Linked DNA regions of Homo sapiens: region 2 is linked to region 1. Evidence: chromatin loops called from intact Hi-C (ENCODE). Cell type or tissue: dorsolateral prefrontal cortex. All regions are shown on one strand. Links, peaks and the distances in the headings refer to the core of each region. The heading gives the core; the rest is flanking DNA. Region 1 overlaps ZNF185 (zinc finger protein 185 with LIM domain). Region 2 holds the start of ZNF275 (zinc finger protein 275).

The links. Peaks named below come from ENCODE experiments on the same cell type or tissue, not always from the same donor. Only the 100,000 strongest peaks of a DNase experiment are listed, where the experiment ranks them.
Region 2: it touches region 1 in a loop (2.7-fold over the local background); 3 of 110 quality-filtered maps call a loop at or near these places.

Annotation. Positions count from the first base shown.
Region 1 is chrX:152,955,082-152,964,256 of GRCh38, reverse strand. ZNF185 (zinc finger protein 185 with LIM domain) reads right to left here. Exons shown (of 25, transcript NM_001395254.1): 19 at 4,361-4,558; 20 at 308-418. Among named protein-coding and RNA genes, the nearest start is that of PNMA5, 34 kb to the left of the region's middle. RefSeq lists enhancers at 4,909-5,038, 5,049-5,098. In dorsolateral prefrontal cortex, for the core only: CTCF peaks have their summits at 4,994 and 5,195 (motif pointing left); DNase peaks (open chromatin) are centred at 5,206 and 5,669; H3K4me3 peaks cover 1,402 bases; H3K27ac peaks cover 1,966 bases; H3K27me3 peaks cover 4,727 bases.
Region 2 is chrX:153,329,767-153,338,941 of GRCh38, reverse strand. ZNF275 (zinc finger protein 275) reads right to left here and starts at 4,789. Exons shown (of 4, transcript NM_001367757.1): 1 at 4,657-4,789; 2 at 2,232-2,308. The coding sequence starts at 2,262. It overlaps MIR12129 (microRNA 12129), which reads right to left and starts at 3,480; the gene lies at 3,405-3,480. RefSeq lists silencers at 4,456-4,535, 4,626-4,995. In dorsolateral prefrontal cortex, for the core only: a CTCF peak has its summit at 4,822; DNase peaks (open chromatin) are centred at 4,393 and 4,871; H3K4me3 peaks cover 1,935 bases; H3K27me3 peaks cover 3,623 bases.

The DNA.
Region 1 (9,175 bases), core at 791-8,790:
GGACTGGAGCTGGCTTCCCAGGCATGGACCCATGAATGGCAGAGCCACATCCACTAGTGCACTAGGAAGTACCACTGCAGCCTCTTACAGAGATAGGAAAAAGGAGGTGTGGGAATGTCTAGGCCCGGTAGATGGGAGTTTATATTAGGGGACTAACACTGTCCTGTGTGGCCCCTTGGCTAATGGCCTGCTAGAAACTGGGGAAGGCACTAAATGGGAAGCAACATGGAACAAAAGCCAAGTCCTTTACCGCCAAGGAGGAAGTGGCGGAGGAACATCTCCCAGGTTGCTAGATAGCCCTTCTTACGTGGTAGAGCTGGAGTCCAATTCACTTGCGGGGGCTGGAATATAAATGTGAGGCTGCTCAGATGTGGCAGTGACAGTAACAGTGACCATGCAGCTCGAGGGGCTCCTCACCCTGAAAGAAATAAAGGGAGGGGTGGGCACGTCAACCTGGGAGCTGACACCTTCCAGGGTCAAACAGGCTTTTCTGAGCCTAACCCTTGAGCACTGCTCTTGAAGCTTCCTCCAAGACCAACAAATGGAACTTCTCACTTTACAGATAAGCAAACCCAGGCTAGGTGAGTTGAGACATGTCCCAGGTCACATCGTGAGTCAGTAGCAAGACCCCAATCTTCCAGTGTCCACTCAGTACTCCTGACTGCAGCCAAGGGCCTTGGCCTCTGTGATTCACTCAGTTAGAGTGGAATCATGGGGCTCCCGGGGATGTGACAGTCAGGAGGGTGCAGAAGGGGAAGACACAGCCCAGCTCACCTCCTCACTGGATGGGACGGTCCCTTACTAGGATCAGCTCCTTCTGCCACCCTGCAGGGAACTCTCTAGAGAACACAAGGCCAAGGGGCAGAGGACCAAATGAAATTAGGCATCATTGAGGAGGAAAGTCAGATGCACCTCATTCCCAGCAGAGGCGGGAAACTGACCGGTGTCGAAGTTTTTCTGAACCTCCACACTTCAGCTGCCAGATATGGCCCTTGGCCTGGAATCCAACCTCCTCGGCAGCCCAAAAGGGCTTTTCTCTGGCCAAGCCAATATCGGCTCTCACTCTGCCTGCCCCCAGGCTATGAGCCTCATTACCAAAGCTGCCGTAGCTGTCAACTGCAGTTCAGGGCACGATGTTGGGCAGCACCACTGACCACTTGTTTGCACCTTCCAACTTAAGTCTGCTCACCCTCCAAAGGCCTGAGGCCAGCACTATGGGTGCACACTGCCCTGGGCTGATTCTGGCTTTTCTCCAACATGCTGTGGCTCAGATCATACTCCAGATATGGCTGCCTCCATCTGGCCCAGGCTACTGGGTATTGTCCCCTTGCCAGAGAATCCAATGCCTAAGATTACAACTAGTTGAAGAGTGGGGAAAGGGAAGAACAATCATGGTCTAGCATCTGCCTAGCTCTCTCGCCTCATAGTCTCAAACTGTATCACGTGCCACTCAAGCCGTACAGACCAGCCTGCAGTTCCCCTGGACTTCCAGGCTCTCATATGCCTTTGCAGACAATATCACCTCCTCTGGGAAGCCCTTCCTGAGGGCCTGCCCTCCTACCTCACCTCAGTGTACCCAATCATCCTGTACCTGTTCCTGCTTCACCCTATGACAAAGAAATATACCATAGAGACTGGAGAAGGTGGACTGGATGGGAGAGGAGGCCCCACAAAAATCTGAAAAGATACACGGGGGATAAAATGCAGAGCCAACAAGTGAGAAAAGGATTGATTCTAAGAGGAAGGAAGGAAGACCTCCTACTGACTGAACAACTACCAGGTGTCTGGTATCCTGTGATCCATGTCAGCAGAATACTGAAGGGGACGGCGCAACTGAAGAGGCAAGGTAAAACAGAAATTCCCTGGAGCTACTTGGGAAGCTGAGGCAGGAAGATCACTTGAGGCCAGGAATTCAAAAACAACCTGGGTAACACAGTGAAACACCGCCTCTTAAAAAAAAGAAAAAATGCCCTGGGCATCCCCCCAGGACTGCAATGTGAGCAATAGGAGCCCTCCCAATAGCCTCCTCTCCCTCACCTACAAGACCCTACAGGGCCCAGCTCCTGCCCCCTGCTCACCTCACCCCGTACCCTCCAAGCACAGGGCTCATTGTTCAGGCCCTCCTCCCTATCTTCTTTGTCCACAATGCCTCTCCCCAGGTTCTTTGGAAGGCAGGCTCCTCCAGATGTTTCAGGTCTCAGCCGAACTGTCTCCTCCTCGATAGAAAAGCTTTCCCTAACCATCCTTGCTCTAACCCCTCTCCATCAGAGCACCTGGTTTCTTTCCTTCCTGGGCTTATCACAAATGGAGGGGCAGTATGGATGCCACAGCGATGAACAGTACAGGCTCTGATCTCTGTCTGGATTCTAATCTCGGTTAGGCCACTTCCTGGCTGCAAAACTGCCAGCAAATTACTTAACCTCCATCTGCCTCAGTTTCTCCATAATAAAAGCACCTCCTTGAGTTGGTGTGAGAATTAAATGAGTGAGTCCACATAAGGCATGCAGAACAGTGCCTGCACATTCTCAGCACACAGCAGGTGCTAATGGTTATTACGATCATGCTTATTCCTTAGTGGACTATGTGCTCTTTGAGGGCGGCTGGATGGGGCCTTAGCCATCGTGTTCACTGTGTACATGGCTGCTCACAGGAGGCTCTTAGTATGCAGCATCTCTAGCCGGCGGCCCATGGCTCCTGGTTATTCCCAAACTCATGGCCACTTTGGGAAAAAAAAATCTCTGGGGAACAAAGGGAGCTCTCAAAAGACACGTGCACCTTCTTTCACCATCATCAACTGCAGCTCCAGGCAGTGATAAAGCAAGGACCTCTGGCCTCACACAGAAAAGGACCAGAGGGAAACTGAGGCTGGCTGCTGGCATGCATCCCATGTGTTAGGTTTGAGAGACCAGAGCCAGGCTGAGGAATGCAAGAGGTCAGCAAAAATTTTCTTTGCTGAGTTCCTTGGCAAGATAAAGCTAGCACAGCCCTCTCCTCACCCTGTTCCTGAAGCCACCCTATCAAAGCAATGGATCATGGCAGGAGAGTGAAGGCAGAGCCAGAATACTTCATTGGCAGGGACAAGATGAGGAAAGACTGGAAGCTGGTCAAGGGAATGACCTGGAACTGGGAGACAGAGAGAGCACAGAGATCACAGCAAGGCAATGGGTCAAAATCAGTTAAGTGGACAGGACGATCGCCACAAAATACCAGAAATAAGGACATCTTGAAAATGCAGCCAGTCCTGCCTCGAACTGGAAGCCTCTACCACATGTCCTGCCAGTGCAAGAGCCAATAGGTGGGTTCCCAGTGACCAAAGCTGGATGTGAGAGCCAGAAAATTCTGTCACAGAGAGGGAGATGAAGTTCACCTGGCAGGAATGGGTAAAATGTCATCAAATCATGGCATTCTCTCCTGCCCTCTAGGCCCTGCCCATGTTGCAATGGCTGTGAAGCACTTCCTGAGACCACACTGTTTCCAGTTCAACAACTCCAGTTTTCCATGGATTTTTGGAAATGACAATTGACAGAATGTTTCAGGATGATATAAAATCTGATACTAGATTGCCTGTAAAAACATTTTCAAAACTCAATTATTTTCAAATGTGAAAAAATATGCTACAAGTCACCTAGGATTTCAAAATTGGGAAAGTTCTTACAGCTACCACAAACATCACAATTGGGTGTGGATCCACACTGATCTACAAAGGCCAGAAGCCAGGAAACTACCACTTTGGGAGACCTGAGCTGCTCACAGAAAAGCACAAGCATCTGGTGTTGTCTGTTCCCTAGTACCTGGCTGTTCCTTGGTTCTTGGTCTCTCTCAGAAAATTCAGAGCCCCTGTTTCCTCAGGCTACTGCTGCCAACTTCTTGCAATCAATGAGCAACCCTGAGTCAGCACTGTGGAGCTACATTACTGTCCAAATCCATGGCCATCCCAGTGCTGATGGCAGTGGAAGAGCTCATCCAACTGGTACAGTTGTTATTTCTGGCAGTGAATCACATCCACACCATGGCACACCTTGCTCAGAGAGTTTCCATCTCCATTAACAGAAAAAGCAACCTATATCCCTCCCCTGACCCAGGTTTCCAGGTTCGAACTGGCTGCCAGACAACCTGGTTCTCTGTGCATCCTTTCTGTGCCAGACTTAGTCTAACAGATTTGATGCTATGGCTCCAAGCTGAAACCCATGAATATCTACCCCTGAGATGCTGGTTTCTCTCCTTCCCTCTGGCTCCTAACCACACTCACCTGCAGAGGATAAACAGGCATGCCTAGTGTGTGGGGGTTTGTCCTGGGTTGCTGCCCTGGACAAAAACACTGGCTCTAGCAGGTAAGGTCCCAGTGCAGTTTGGCTCGTACCTGCTGGTGCAGCTCTCTCGTCTGACGAATTGCTCAGATCCGCTGGGGCTGTTCTGCTGTTCTGGGGTACTGGGATCTGCAGGTTGCTGAGTGGGTACAGCTGGGTCTCCTTGGCCACCTCTTGGGGCTCCAGGCCTGTCCTGCCAGGCCTCTCCGACCTTGGTGGCCACATCCTTCCCCTCAAAATCAGTCAACACGCTGAGGAAGAATAAGACCCTTATGAAGTGAGTGCCCTGAGACTAGACTTTGTTCTCCCATGGCAGGTAGGCTGGCTGTCATGTCTCGTGGACTTGGAGGGACTCATCTCCCCAAGAGTGGGGCAGACAGGAAGGAGGCACAATCCCCACCCCAAGGAGCAGTCAGTCTCCTCCTCAGTAGGACCCCCGCAGTGCTGCTCCTTTCTGACAAGGGCAAAGTCACCTGACGACTTCAATGAGGTGTTAAAAGACATCGTCTTCTGGCTGGAAACACACTGGTATTCTTGTCCCCATCCTCCCACTGCCATCTCTCCTTTCTCCAGTTCTTTCCCGCCTCCGGCCTCTCTAGGAAGACCTAAGCCATTCAGCCTTCTTCCCTGACCATGGTGCTCAAGACCTGTGCGCTGGCCAGGCTCATCAAATACCCGGCAGTCTAGGGAGGAGCTTCTCCCCCAAGCTACCCTGGAGGGCTCGGTAGGGGCAAGGGTAGGGGAGTGCGCACGTGTTGGTCACCAGATTCCCAAATCCGCTGTTGACCCCACAAAGGGGGGAAGGGCCAGGAGAATCCAAAATTTCTTAGGCGGGGCCATTATGAGAACCCTAGACCCATTTGTGATCCTCGAGCGCCATCTGGCGGCAGGAACCGGGACTGCTGCAGAAAAAGCCTCTCCACGGTCGATCTCGCCCAAAACAACCATTTTCTTTGTTGATCGTCTCATTTCCCGGCGAGCACCGCAGGCAGAGTCTGCGGCTGCAGGAAATGGCGGCACGCGCAGGCGTACTCACGCCGGCCGCACCCCGGCCTGTGCACGCACGATCTCAGCGCGCGTGCGTGCACCCGCCCACTTATCGTTGTGACCGCGTAGTTTTCACATGTGGAACCTTCTTGTCTTCTTTATTGGAAGTAGTCATAGCTATTCCTGGAAAGCAATAGCATTTTCATCCCCTGCCCCCCTTTTTTTTTTTTTGAGACGGAGTTTCGGTCTGTCGCCCAGGCTGGAGTGCAGTGGTGTGATCTCGACTCACTGCAACCTCCGCCTCCCGGGTTCCAGAGATTCTGGGACTACAGGCGCCCGCTGCCACGCGTGGCTAATTCTTTGTATTTTAGTAGAGACGGGGCTTCACCTTGTTGGCCAGGCTGGTTGTGAACTCCTGAACTCAGGCAATCCGCCCGCCTCGGCCTCTCAAACTGCTGGGATTACAGGCGTGAGCCACCGTGCCTGGCCATCCCTTTTTTTTTACAGATGAAAAAGTTGACATAAGGGTCCAATTTGCAACTAATAGTAGTCAAAATGGAACTTCCTTGTTCCTGCTGCAGTTCAACCTGATCAGGTGACTCCTGCTACATACACTTTTAGCGTCTCTAAACTTAGTTCCTCCCACCTAACCCCAGCTGCTTCTCTTCCCCTTCCAGCAGCCAAACTCCTTAGAAAGAGCTGTCTACGCTCACTCTTGTCACCTTTTCCTTCCTTTCTTACCATCAACATTCCATGGAACCTATTAATTGCTTCTGGAAAACTGAGTTCCTTCTGGGTTACACATTACGCCCGGGAGGCAGCAAATTCTTACAGAAATGGTGACATCTTACGAAAGATAACTTACAGTGGAACATTCCAAATGAACAACAACACACTGAAGTGCATTTTAAAAAAAAATTCTTTTGTGTTGTGGCTTGGCTCCCGGGGCAATGGTGCAGAGAGCCAGATCACCAGGGCCACTCAGGGAAAGGGAGCCCAGAAGCCTGGCATGCCAGCAAAAGGGTAAATATCTCTTCCCAGTCAGATTTCAGGCTTCTCTCTCTCTGTGCAAACTGATTGTAAAATCACTGTTTATCTCCTCTGTAAAATTTTAATTAATGCAAAAAGGAATTCTGAGGCTGTCTAGTCTTAAGCTGTAGTCAATCTGGTATATTTTGTGCTATAAAGTCGTTTTTCTGTGTCGAGGGGTACCTTAGGATAAAACATGGGCTTGGGCCCCCATAAGCTTGCTGCTCAAGATGGCCCAGCAAGCTGGTCAGTGACAAACTTTGCTGCAGGTCCCTGAAACCAACAAAAAACTGGACAAGGTCGCCATCCTGTTTTATGTCCTTGGGAGCTTGACCTTGTAACCATGTGGCAGTACTTTCTCCTTGTCTCTACCTTCCAGGGAACAGGAATTTTAGGGTTCATATCATAGTTAGTTCTAAAAATTATCTTGACTAGTTAAAAGCCTTTGCAAGCTCAAAATTAACTACTCTAGACTCCTTCTGGGCTCAGTAGTTAAGGTTTTGCCCTTTCACAGTGGCAGTCTGGGTTCGATTCCTGGCTTAGGAAATAAGTCCTTTCTGGTTTAATATCTGCATGACCTTGTCTATACCTTTCTCCTCCATGGACTGTCTTAAATTTTCCTTTGAGCACCTGGGAGTTCGAGACCAGCCTGGCCAACATGATGAAACCCCCTCTCTACTAACATACAAAAAAAAAAAAATAGCCAGACATGGTGGCACACGCCTGTAGTCCCAGCTGCTCCAGAGGCTGAGGCAGGAGAACTGCTTGAACTGGGGAGACAGAGGTTGCAGTGAGCCGAGATCATGCCACTGTCAGCCTAGGCGACAGAACAAGACTCCGTCTCAAAAAAAAAAAAAAAATTAACCTTGTAAAAAATTTTATGTATGATAATACTAAATTTAAAAGGGTATTATTAGGTTTTTCCATAAATTGAACATGGACATAAAAGCACAACAGGTTTTCTTAGAGCACTAATCTGCTCTTCAACAAAAATTGTAAAGGGTTATAAAAGGTTTATAAAATTCTTACCTTATGTTCAAACTGATTAAGATTGAATACATTTGTCTATAAGGTTTTATTTAAGAATTGGGTTTGACATCGATAATGCACTAATGCAACAGTGACATTTGGCTTATTTGGTATAAAAATCATGGGAGGCATTGTCAAAATAAAAATACTGTTTTGTTTTGTTTTGAGACTGAGTTTTGCCCTCGTTGCCCAGGCTGGAGTGCAATGGCATGATCTCTGCTCACTGCAACCTCCACCTCCTGGGTTCAGGCGATTCTCCAGTCTTAGCCTCCCGAGTAGCTGGGATTACAGGTGCATGCCACCATGCCTGGCTAATTTTTCTATTTTTAGTGGAGACAGGGTTTCACCATGTTGGCCAGGCTGCTCTTGAACTCCTGACCTCAGGTTATCCGCCTGCCTCGGCCTCCGAGAGTGCTGGGATTACAGGTGTAAGCCACCGCGCTTGGCCAATAAAAATAATGTTTAATCTTCAGGGTATATTTTTAGTGAATTATATTAATATATATTCCAAAATTATATGGGGTTTCTAAAATTCTAATATGTATATCAAGTGCAGATTATAAAAATTCAGTCATACAGGATTAATGAAAAGATCACTTAGTGAAGTGAGTAGACTCTTCGTCTAGCTCATTCTTTATTTTATTTAATTTAGGCAGTTTGTTTTATGGGGACCTCAGGTAAACAGCATACTTCAAACTCTGGGTATTATCCTACTGGTAGTCATAGTAGTCTCCCCAGTGCACTGTATTCTCTCAAAGGTTTCAAATGTTTGCATGCAGCCATCTCTGAAATGTCAAATGGTCTCTCTTCAACTGGAATAACAAAACTGATTGAAATGTATGATTATGAGGACATCATAACCTATGAATGACATGCTGAGACTGGAAACCTAAAATGATGGTAACTAGGTAACTAAAAGTGGTGCTAAGGCCCTAAGTTTTGGTCACACTCTCACCTAAGTGAGAACCTGGCCAATAAGGGGAAATATTTTTTTTTTTTTTTTTTAGGTGGAGTCTCGCTCTGTCACCAGGCTGGAGTGCAGTGGCGTGATCTTGGCTCACTGCAACCTCTGACTGCCAGGTTCAAGTGATTCTCTTGCCTCAGCCTCCCGAGTAGCTGGGATTACAGGCGCATGCCACCGCGCCCGGCTAATTTTTGTATTTTTAGTAGAGACAGGGTTTCACCATGTTGGCCATGATGGTCTCGATCTCCTGAGCTCGTGATCTGCCCGCCTCAGCCTCCCTAAGTGCTGGGATTACAGGCATGAGCCACCACGCCCAGCCAAGGGGAATTTTTTAAACAAAATTCTGGCAAGCCATTGTTGTGTACTGAGCTCATGCACTAGGACCCAACAGACCAAACCAAACAAAATGGAGTTGCTCATGCTAAATGTAACATAATCAAACTAAGACTTTAAGGAAACAAATAGTTATTAAAACAGACCAGGTTTTGTTTTTGTCCTGTAAACAGAACATTCTAGCATAAAGAGGTACCTTCTACTCAGTCCTTATTCTCTCCTTACAAAACCCACTGTCCTCCTGTTTCCCAGTGGGTTTCAAGACCATATAAGTACATTTACAAGGGTAATAGTGATATCAATAACTAAGGTTTTTGTCAATCTCTCAAAGTTGAGAAAATGACCAAAAAGGGGGAATTGTTAAAGCAAATTAAATACGGCCTGAGAAGGACTCCATAGTTCTATATTTGAGTCTTTGTCAATAAACTGTAACCTAGAGGCAGACAAAATTGAAAACCTAACTTAGGAGTGTGTACCTGTAACAATAGCTAACTCTTGGCCAATCCCAGCGGCCATACTTCAACCA
Region 2 (9,175 bases), core at 386-8,385, 380 kb before region 1:
TTTGAGACTTTTCAAACCACACCAGAGAAGAGTGAAATAATATCCAACCTATAACACCACGCCACAGCCAGAAGACAGACTGGGGGTGAGGCTTAGTGTCATCTAGGCCTAATGGTATATATGGGTGTTTGGGTGCTGCCTTTAAACCATCCTGTTAACATGCCCTCACTGCACAACGAGACATGCCATTCCTCTCTCTCTTTCTTCGTCTCTCTCTGTCTCTTACACACACACACACACACACACACACACACACACACACACACACACACACACACACAGTCCTCCCAAGCCACCCACATTTAATTGAGTGAATCCTCCTGAAGTGTTCAACTTAATCGGGCAAATCCTACTGAAGTGTTTTTACTTAATTGGCATGATTAACTGTTGAAATCCTGGAGCCACAACCCCCAAATGAATTGTTAATAATCCTTTCCTGTGCAGCAACAGGAGTGCCCCTTCCTGTAGCAGCTCATGCAGGGGACTTAGCCTGAGAGTACTTTAGCTCTCAGTGGCTGCGTGATCACCACCCACAGTGACAGAGCCCTGGACACGGAGATCATTTAAAAGGTACTCATAAAAATGGGAGGAAAGAAGTGGGCCCTGCTTCCACAAAAGGAAACGAAACTCTGCATAATTAATCAATCAAGTATATCAGGTAAAAGAGCTGCATGAGAAGCAAAGGAAGATCATTAAAAAAAGATAACACATTAATCCCTACTGCAGTTCAAAATAAAATTATCATCAATCCTAGAGACAATCGGATCATTTAGGGTCCATGTTGCACAACTCTTCTATTTTAAAATGGTGGAACTAATCAGGAAAAGAAGCTGGATGCTGTGACAAAAGTGACAAACGCAGGTGTCCACTGCCTTCTGACAGTGGATCTTGGGGAATCAAGGTCGAAGGAATTCCAGACAGAACATGAAAATCATTGTAATGCACACCCAATGGACACACAGGGTAATGCTGACCCTGAAGTGAGGCACTTTCACTCACAGCACAAAAGCATGTCCTGAATCTCATAGGGTGCACTCCTACATACAACTGGGAAATATGAAAGCTCAAAGAAATACTGTGGAAAAACACATTTCCAACCCTTAACGTAAGTGGTATTACTCTCCTTCTTTCAATGGGATCTGAAGATAGTCTAAAGACTATAAACTCCCAGAAAGCAAAGGCCCTGTCAAGGTCAGCTGTGAATTGCACACTGGACCTAGGCAAGCACCATTACACTGCAGCTGTTTAACAAACATCTGCTAGAATAAATGGAAAATAGTGATGTCAATGTCAACCTACTGCCTGATAATTTGAAAAATTATGCTTTCTAAAACATGAAAGCTCATGTGAGTGAACAAATCTTCCTGCTAACGTGCTTTAGATCACAATGTAAATTTTAACCAACTTATTTAAATCAAATTTACTGCATGGAAACAGAAAACACTAAGAGTCTCAAAATAATCATTCCACTTTGATGTGGAAGAACAGAAATGAAGAGTTGAACTCAACAGAGACAAAAAACAACCCACGTCACAAAATGTAGTAATAATGAGATGTTTTCTGGTTGCCTTTGGATTAAGAACATCCCTGCCTCACTGCTGGATGTTTGGCTACTGGCTAACGGTAGCTTCTGAGCCTAAAGACCAGCGTTCAACTGATTTTATCGCACAAATAGCCAAGCAACATTCTCTAACAGGTGCGCTGTCCTTCCCTGGGCAGGGGAAAGGCAGCAAGACCACCCAAATAAGGCTCCTCTGGAAGGTTCCAGAAGCTTCCAAGGGGTGCCAGAAACACCTGGACTCTCTGAAGCATCTAAATAAAGACCTGGAGCAGAATGTCCTCAGGCCCTAAAGCTTGAGTTTACCCAGAAGACAACAGGTGGCTTGTGTTCTGCTCAGTTCTAGGCCAGAGCAACGGGTGTCTTCAAAGGTTTCCACTCACAAAAGATCCAATTCAGATGGATGCCTTCAGCTCCCTCTCCCATCCAAAAGGGAGATTAGACTCCAGATTCTCTTTCCTGAATATCTTTTCTCCTGTGAGTTGTATTGCTTGGATTGAGAGAACTGTCTCTGGGCAAAGACAGTTCAGCAACAGTGGCACAGATGAAAATATAAGTGCTTCCGGAACCAAAACGATACTCCTCACCATGTTGTAACCCCACCTATAGGGTCTTCTGATAGCATGCCCAGCGTCAAAGCCAGCAGACACCATGCATAAACACCCAGACTTACCCAAAAGAGACACACACGGATGACTCATCATGCCTCAGAACTACTCCAAGGGATCAGCCTGGCAGGTAAGGCCCCATCTGTTGGATTGCAATAATTCAGGTGAACAGAAGCAGACCTGTGTGCACCTCCCAGGAACATGTCCCCCACATTTTGGGGGATGTACTGAACTGGGCCAGATACAGGGTTCAACTGAATATATACTGCCACGATCTGGATCCACCCTAGCCAGGCCAGGATGCAACCCTTGAGCCAAGCCCTGGGCCACGCTGAGCCTGGCCTTCATGTTCTTTCCACCTGACAGGCCAGGAGGCGGAAGTGAAGGCCCCACGTGGGCCCATCCCGTCCCGTCCCAAAGCAGCAAACAGGCTGCTACTCGAAGTAGCAGAATCCTGAAGGGCCTAAAGAGAGGGTGTCTCACCAGGAAAGTCTGTCTCTCTTGGGGTATTTGTGTCTGTGTGTGCCTTTTTCTGTATGTGTGGGTGGGAAGGCATCTGTTTCCTCTCACTTTGCCTGGGCACCTGTCTCTTTCTGTTTGGGTTTCTATCTTATTTCCTTTCTATAAAAAGCCAGAAGGTAGACCAGAAGGGGATTTTGTAGTGTTTGTTGTACTTAATTGAGGAAAGCTTTGTGTTCCCATTTCTCCAAGAAGATTCATGGCATCTTACTAAAAATCGAAATAAATTTTAAGTATAGCTTCCTTTAGGTAACATCGCCTGGATACAAAGGTCGAAATTGGGGGTGGGGTGGGATGCTATGCAAATTGCAAAGAGCCCAGGGCCATCCAAGGAGCCCAGGCAGGTTTGGGTAAGGGCTGGATCACTGGGTGAGAAAGTTGGTGTGGAGTTCACTAAGAACTCATGTGGGAGTTTCGCAGGTTTGGGAGAGACCAAGGAGTCTGCATTTTTCAACAAGCACCCCAGGAGATTATGATGCAGAGCTGCACCTCCTTAACACTGGGCCTGTCTAGAATCTGGAGGTTCCCAGATTCTCCAACTCTCAGAATCTCTGTTACTGACAGGATTCCTGCCCAGGAACCTGCTGAAATGGGAGCCCACTATCTCTGAGTCTGTGCTGATGGTTAGAAGAGAATTCACAAGTTCTGGTAGATTTCCAAGGGGTCCCTCACAGACAGAAGGCTGCAAATTACTGCTCAATAGGGTTCTATATATAAAACTCAGTGTCTGACCCAGTTCAGTACATCCCCCTAGTAACATTTTGTGGGGATGTACTGAACTGGGCCAGATACTGTGCAAGTGGCTTCTACTTGAAGGTCCAATGTTGCAGGGTTGGGGGAAGGTGAGGGTGGGGAGGGGCTGAGGCAGCATTAGTACCTAGGGGAGGTGCTGTTCCAGCAATCCCATCTGAAATTCTCTTGTAAAGGAAAAATGTCGGGCTGAGGTTGAAGAGGAAATGTTTCATTGACTAAGGAGACTGGAGGGGGCCGCATGCCCAGCTAGGTCAAGGCTGGCTGGAGGGCTTCAGTTGGAACAAGGTGGCAGGGTGGGACCTCTGGGAAGTGGGCCAGGAATGGGGGCAGGGGGTTGTTTGAAAGGGACCATGGACTTTGGGCGGCAGGCGAGTGGGGGGTGTGTGTGGAAAAGATATATAATTAATCACCCAAATATAGACTGGAGGAGCCAGCAAAGGAGTTTAAGGGGGCGGGGGCACTGAAGTGGGAGATGGCGGCCCCCAGTAGGGCGACAGAAAAAGACTGGTTCAGACAGAGGGCCTTGAGCTCGGCTCACCGCCCCCTTTCCCCTGCCTCTCCACAGCTCTCTCTCTAGGCTACCTACCGGCCCCCATTCTCCCCACCAAGCTGAGGCTTAACCGCCCCCCCCCACTCCCACCCACTCAAAAGGAAAGGAGGGACTCCCCAGCGGGAACTGTTCCCACCTGGCCCACCCTCCCAGCTCCCAGACTGCGGCTCAGTCCCTCCCCTAGACCAGGGAAAAGTCCTTTAACCCCCACCCCTACAATGCCCCCTCCAGATCGGGCTCCTAGGAGCTAGGGGCAGGGGTCCTTTCTCTCCGCCCCTGAGCGGTTCCCATCTCCTAGCGTCCCCCAAAGAGCAGAGCAGGCCTCTACACTTTAGCGATTCCCACCCGGGATCGCCGCCCCCCGCCCGCCTCGGGAAGGCCTTCGGGCCTCTTCGTACTCGTCATCCGGGACCCGTTCCCTGCTCTGGCCCGCCCAAGGCCGAGCAGCTCTCCAACTGCCCAGAGACGCCCCCTCCCTCCACCGTGCACTCTTCTGCGGCCCGCACACTCGCTCCAGCCCCGCACACAGTCCTGCACCCCCTGCACATCCTCTCGCGGCCCTGCACGCTCACTCAGGTCCACACGTCCTCCTGCCGCCCCCACGATCACCTCCGCCCTGCGGCCCCTCCAGCGCCCCCCGCACATCCTCCCGCGGCCCGCACACTCACCCAGGCCCGGCGGCGGCCGACGCGCGGCCCTCGGTGGAGCGGCGCTGGCGCGGCCCAGGCAGGCCTGGCGTGGCAGGAAGCGCCACGGAGCCGCCCGTGCCCAGCCGAGCTAACAGCCCCGCGGCGCGTTTCCGGAGCCGTGAGCGCCGCCGGGGGTTCTGAGGGAGCGAGGCCCCGCCCCGGCCCCAGTCTCGTCCCCGATTGGCCCGGGAAGGGGGCGTGGCGGGAAGGGGGCGGGGTTTGGGCGGGGGCGGACTGGGCAGGCAAGTCTGATCAGCCTGCGGGGGAGCGGCGCGCGCGGGCTGGACGCTTGGGTGGAGGTGGGGAGGAGTGGAATGAGCGTGCGAATGAATGAATGAACGAGCGAACAAATCGACCAGCAGACGAAGGAAGGAACGAAGGAATGGAAGGGACCTCTCCCCCTTGGGCATCTTCAAGATGGTGGTGGGGGGAGTGAAGGGTCGGGAACTGAGGGCGAAGACTGGAAAGCCAGTATTCTGTATGAATGGAATCAGATCGTATGTACTATTGTGTGTCTGGATTCTTTCATTCAACGTGATGTTTTCAAGATTTATCTATGTTGTTGAATGTGCTATCGCTGAGTAGTATGCTATTGTTTGGATATATCAGAGTTGGTTTGTTCATTCACCAGGTTATGATCTGGGCTGTTTCCAGTTTGGGCGATTATAAATAAAGCTACTATGAATATTCATGTACACATCTTTGTGTGGACATATGCTTTCATTTTTCTTGGGCAAATACCTAAGAGATGAATTGCCACATCACAGGATAGTTTTATGTTTTATAAGAAACTGCCAGAATGTATTCCAAAGTGGTTGTGCAATTTACATTCCCACCAGAAATGTATGCGAGCTCCTTTTCTTTCCCATCCTCATCAACATTTGAGGTTGTCAGCCTTTATTTTTAGCCATTTGAAAGGGTGGGAAGTGGCATCTCATTGTTATTTCAATTATCATCTCCCTGATGACTAATTATGTTGAGTATGCTTTTATGTGCTCACTGGCCATTTCTATATCTTTCTTTGTAAAGTGTCTGTTCAAGTAGTTTGCCCAATGTTATGTGCAGTATATATATATGTATATATATGTGTGTGTGTATATATAGAGAGAGAGACAAAAGAGAAAGCTAGCCCATTATGTGCAATGTGTGTGTATATATGTGTGTGTGTATGTATGTATATATATATACACACACATGTAGTTCCTGAGAAATTTTATGTTTTCAACTTTCATTTTAGATTTAGGGGGTACATGTGCAGGTTTGTTGCCTGGGTATAGTGTGTGATGTTGAGGTTTGGGGTACGAATGACCCTGTCATCCAAGTACTGAACATAGTACACAATAGTTAGTTTTTAAACCCTTGACCCCTCCTTCCCTGACCCCTCTTGTAGTTCCCATTGTTTGTTGTTCCCATCTTTATGCGCACGAGTACCCGATGTTTAGCTCCCACTTATAAATGAGAATGTGTGGCATTTGGTTTTATGTTCCTGCATTAATTCACTTAGGATAACAGCCTCTAGCTGCATCCATGTTGCTGCAAAGGACATGATTTCATTCTTTTTTTATGGCTGCATAGCATTCTGTGGTGAATGCCTACCACATTTTCTTTATCCAATCCACCACTGATGATCACCTAGGTTGATTCCACGTCTTTGCTATTGTGAATAGTGCTGTGATGACCATACAGGTGCATGTGTCTTGGTGGTAGAATGATTTATTTTCCTTTGAGTATATACCCAGTACTGGGATTGCTGGGTCAAATGGTAGCTCTGTTATAAGTTGTTTGAGAAATCTCCAAACTGCTTTCCACAGTGGCTGAAATAATTTACATTCCCATCAGCAGTGTATAAGTATCCCCTTTTCTCCACAGTCTCTCCAGCATCTCTTATTTTTTGACTTTTAAATAATGGCCATTCTCACTGGAGTGAGATAGTGTCCCATTGTGGTTTTGATTTGCATTTCTCTGATGATTAGTGATGAGAGCATTTTTTTCATATGTTTTTTGGCCACTTGTATGTCTTCTTTTGAGAAGTGTCTGTTCACGTCTTTTGCCCATTTTTTGATGGGGTTATATTCTGGATATTAGACCTTTGTCAGGTGATTTTCTCCCATTCTGTAGGTTGTCTGTTTACACTGAGATATATTTGACAGACAATAAACTGTGAATTTGTCATGTTTCAGCTAAACAACTTGATAAGCTTTCACACACACACACACACACACACACACACACACACACGTATGAAACCATCACCACAATCAAGGCAATAAGGATTTCCATCACCTTCAAAGTTTCCTCATGCCCATGACTATCCCTTTCTCTTCTCCTCTCCTGTCCCCAGGCAACCAATGATCTGCTTTCTGTCACTATAGGGTATTTTCTAGAATTTTATATAATAAAATGTTATAATAAGTCTTCTTTTGTGTTTGGTTCCTTTCACTCAACAAAATTATTTGGAAATTGTCTTAGTCCATTTGCACTGCCATGAAAAAATGCCTGAGACTGGATGTTGTGGTTTGAATGTATCCCTTCCAAAATTCAGGTGTTGCCAATGTGATATTATTAAGAGGTGAGGCATTGTCATTGTCTACTTTATATAGTATTAAATGGACAGAAGGAAGAAGAGGGAGAGACCCAGATCTATTAAAAGGTGATTAGACCAGAGGGCTACTCCCTCGGAATGGAATTAAGGCCCTTATAAAAGAGGCTTCATGCAGCATCTGGTTAGCTTGCTGTTTTGCGTCTGCCTTCCACCATATGAGGACATGGTAAGAAGGCCCTCACCACACACCAAACTCTGAGATGATCATTAGCATTTTTAGCAATAAAATATTTTAAAATTAAGATGAGTACATTTTTTTTCAGACATAATACTACTGTACACTTAACAGGCTATAGCTTTTGTATGCACTGGGAAACCAAAAAATTTGGGTAACTGGCTTATTGTGATATATGCTTTATTGCCCTGGTCTGGAACAGAAGGCATACTATCTCAGAGGTATGCCTGTATCTATTTCTTTTTGACTGAGCTTTGCTATTTGTATCTTTCAAGAAATTTGCCCATTTCATGTAAGTAGCCAAATTTATTAATATAAAATTGTACACAATGTTCTATTATTATCTGCAGTGATAACACCACCCTGATTCCTGATATTGGTAATCTGTGTGTTTTATTTGTTTCTTAATCTGTGTTTCTCTTCTTTCTTCTGTCCATTTAATACCATATAAAGTAGACAATGACAATCATTTTTATATTAACCATTCTTTGTTTGGGGCATTGCCTATCCCATGAAGTAGAGTTTGCCTCCCACTCTAGATCTCAAAGATGGTTAGTATTCACTCTCCCAGCTTCTCTTGTAGCTACAGCATGGGCACCTAACTCAGGCTCCACCAATCATATGAACCTACTATCCACTGAGTCTGAGGCCCGAGGTGGGAAGAAGCAGGGTCCCCACAGATTTCACTCAGGCTGGGCTGCTGGTGGCAGGCGTCGTGCCACCCATTCCCTGAGAAGCACTGGTAGCCGTGGTTCTCTTGGCAGCATCCCGAGTCTTGCAATGTCTGCCCAGTCATTGGTGGGAGCCACAGGGGAGCCTGAACTGCTGAGCACTGCGGTGAGATTTGTAATCTTGTTCCTCTCTGCAAAGGTGAGTTTCTTGCTTGTCTGCATGTGAGTGTGGGCCACAGAGGATGCTGTGCTGGGTGGCTAAAACTCAGAGACCCAGAGAGCAGATTTTAGGGTGGCCATGGCAGAGGGAAAGCAGGAGGGGCAATACCTGGGAGTAGAGAAGCACCGTGTTGAGGAGCTCCATGTTTGGCCTGTACACTCTGCCCAAATCTCTGGTTGACCCTGGAGCCATGCAAGCACAGGGCTGAGTCCAAGAAAAGAACTGAGCAGAGGTTTCAGCTGATGCCCAATACCAAAGAAACGGAGTCTGGAGATTGCAGTTGGTACCCAATACAGAGGAGACTTCATGTGAGTTTAGCTAGTTTAGTTGTCTACTAAGACAACAAACCACCACCACCACCACCACCACCACCACAACAACAATAACAAACAATGACTCATCTTCGGAGAAATATAACAGAAACCAAGAAGCCAAATCTACTAGAATTCATTATGGACAGTGTCTAGGATATAATGCTAGATTACTACAAGAAACAAGAATTGTCCTGATACTCAAGGAAAAAAGCATCCAAGGGAAACTCACCCTGGGCTGACCATAGTCGAGAACATAAAGCATGCTCATAATGATTTTTATATTGATATATGTGCTTCTTCATTAACAAGTAAAACAGCAGTACTTAAAGGTTCTTTACCAATGCCATAAATTGATGAAATGTTATTTCCAGCAAATGTGTCTAGCTATTGGCAATAACTGTAATGTGATATGAAAATATTTATTTCTGTTGGTGACAAAGTCACATGTATTGCCGATACTGTTGTGGTTTGTTGCCTACATTCATAATTGAAGGAAACACTAAAGTTTAGTTATTT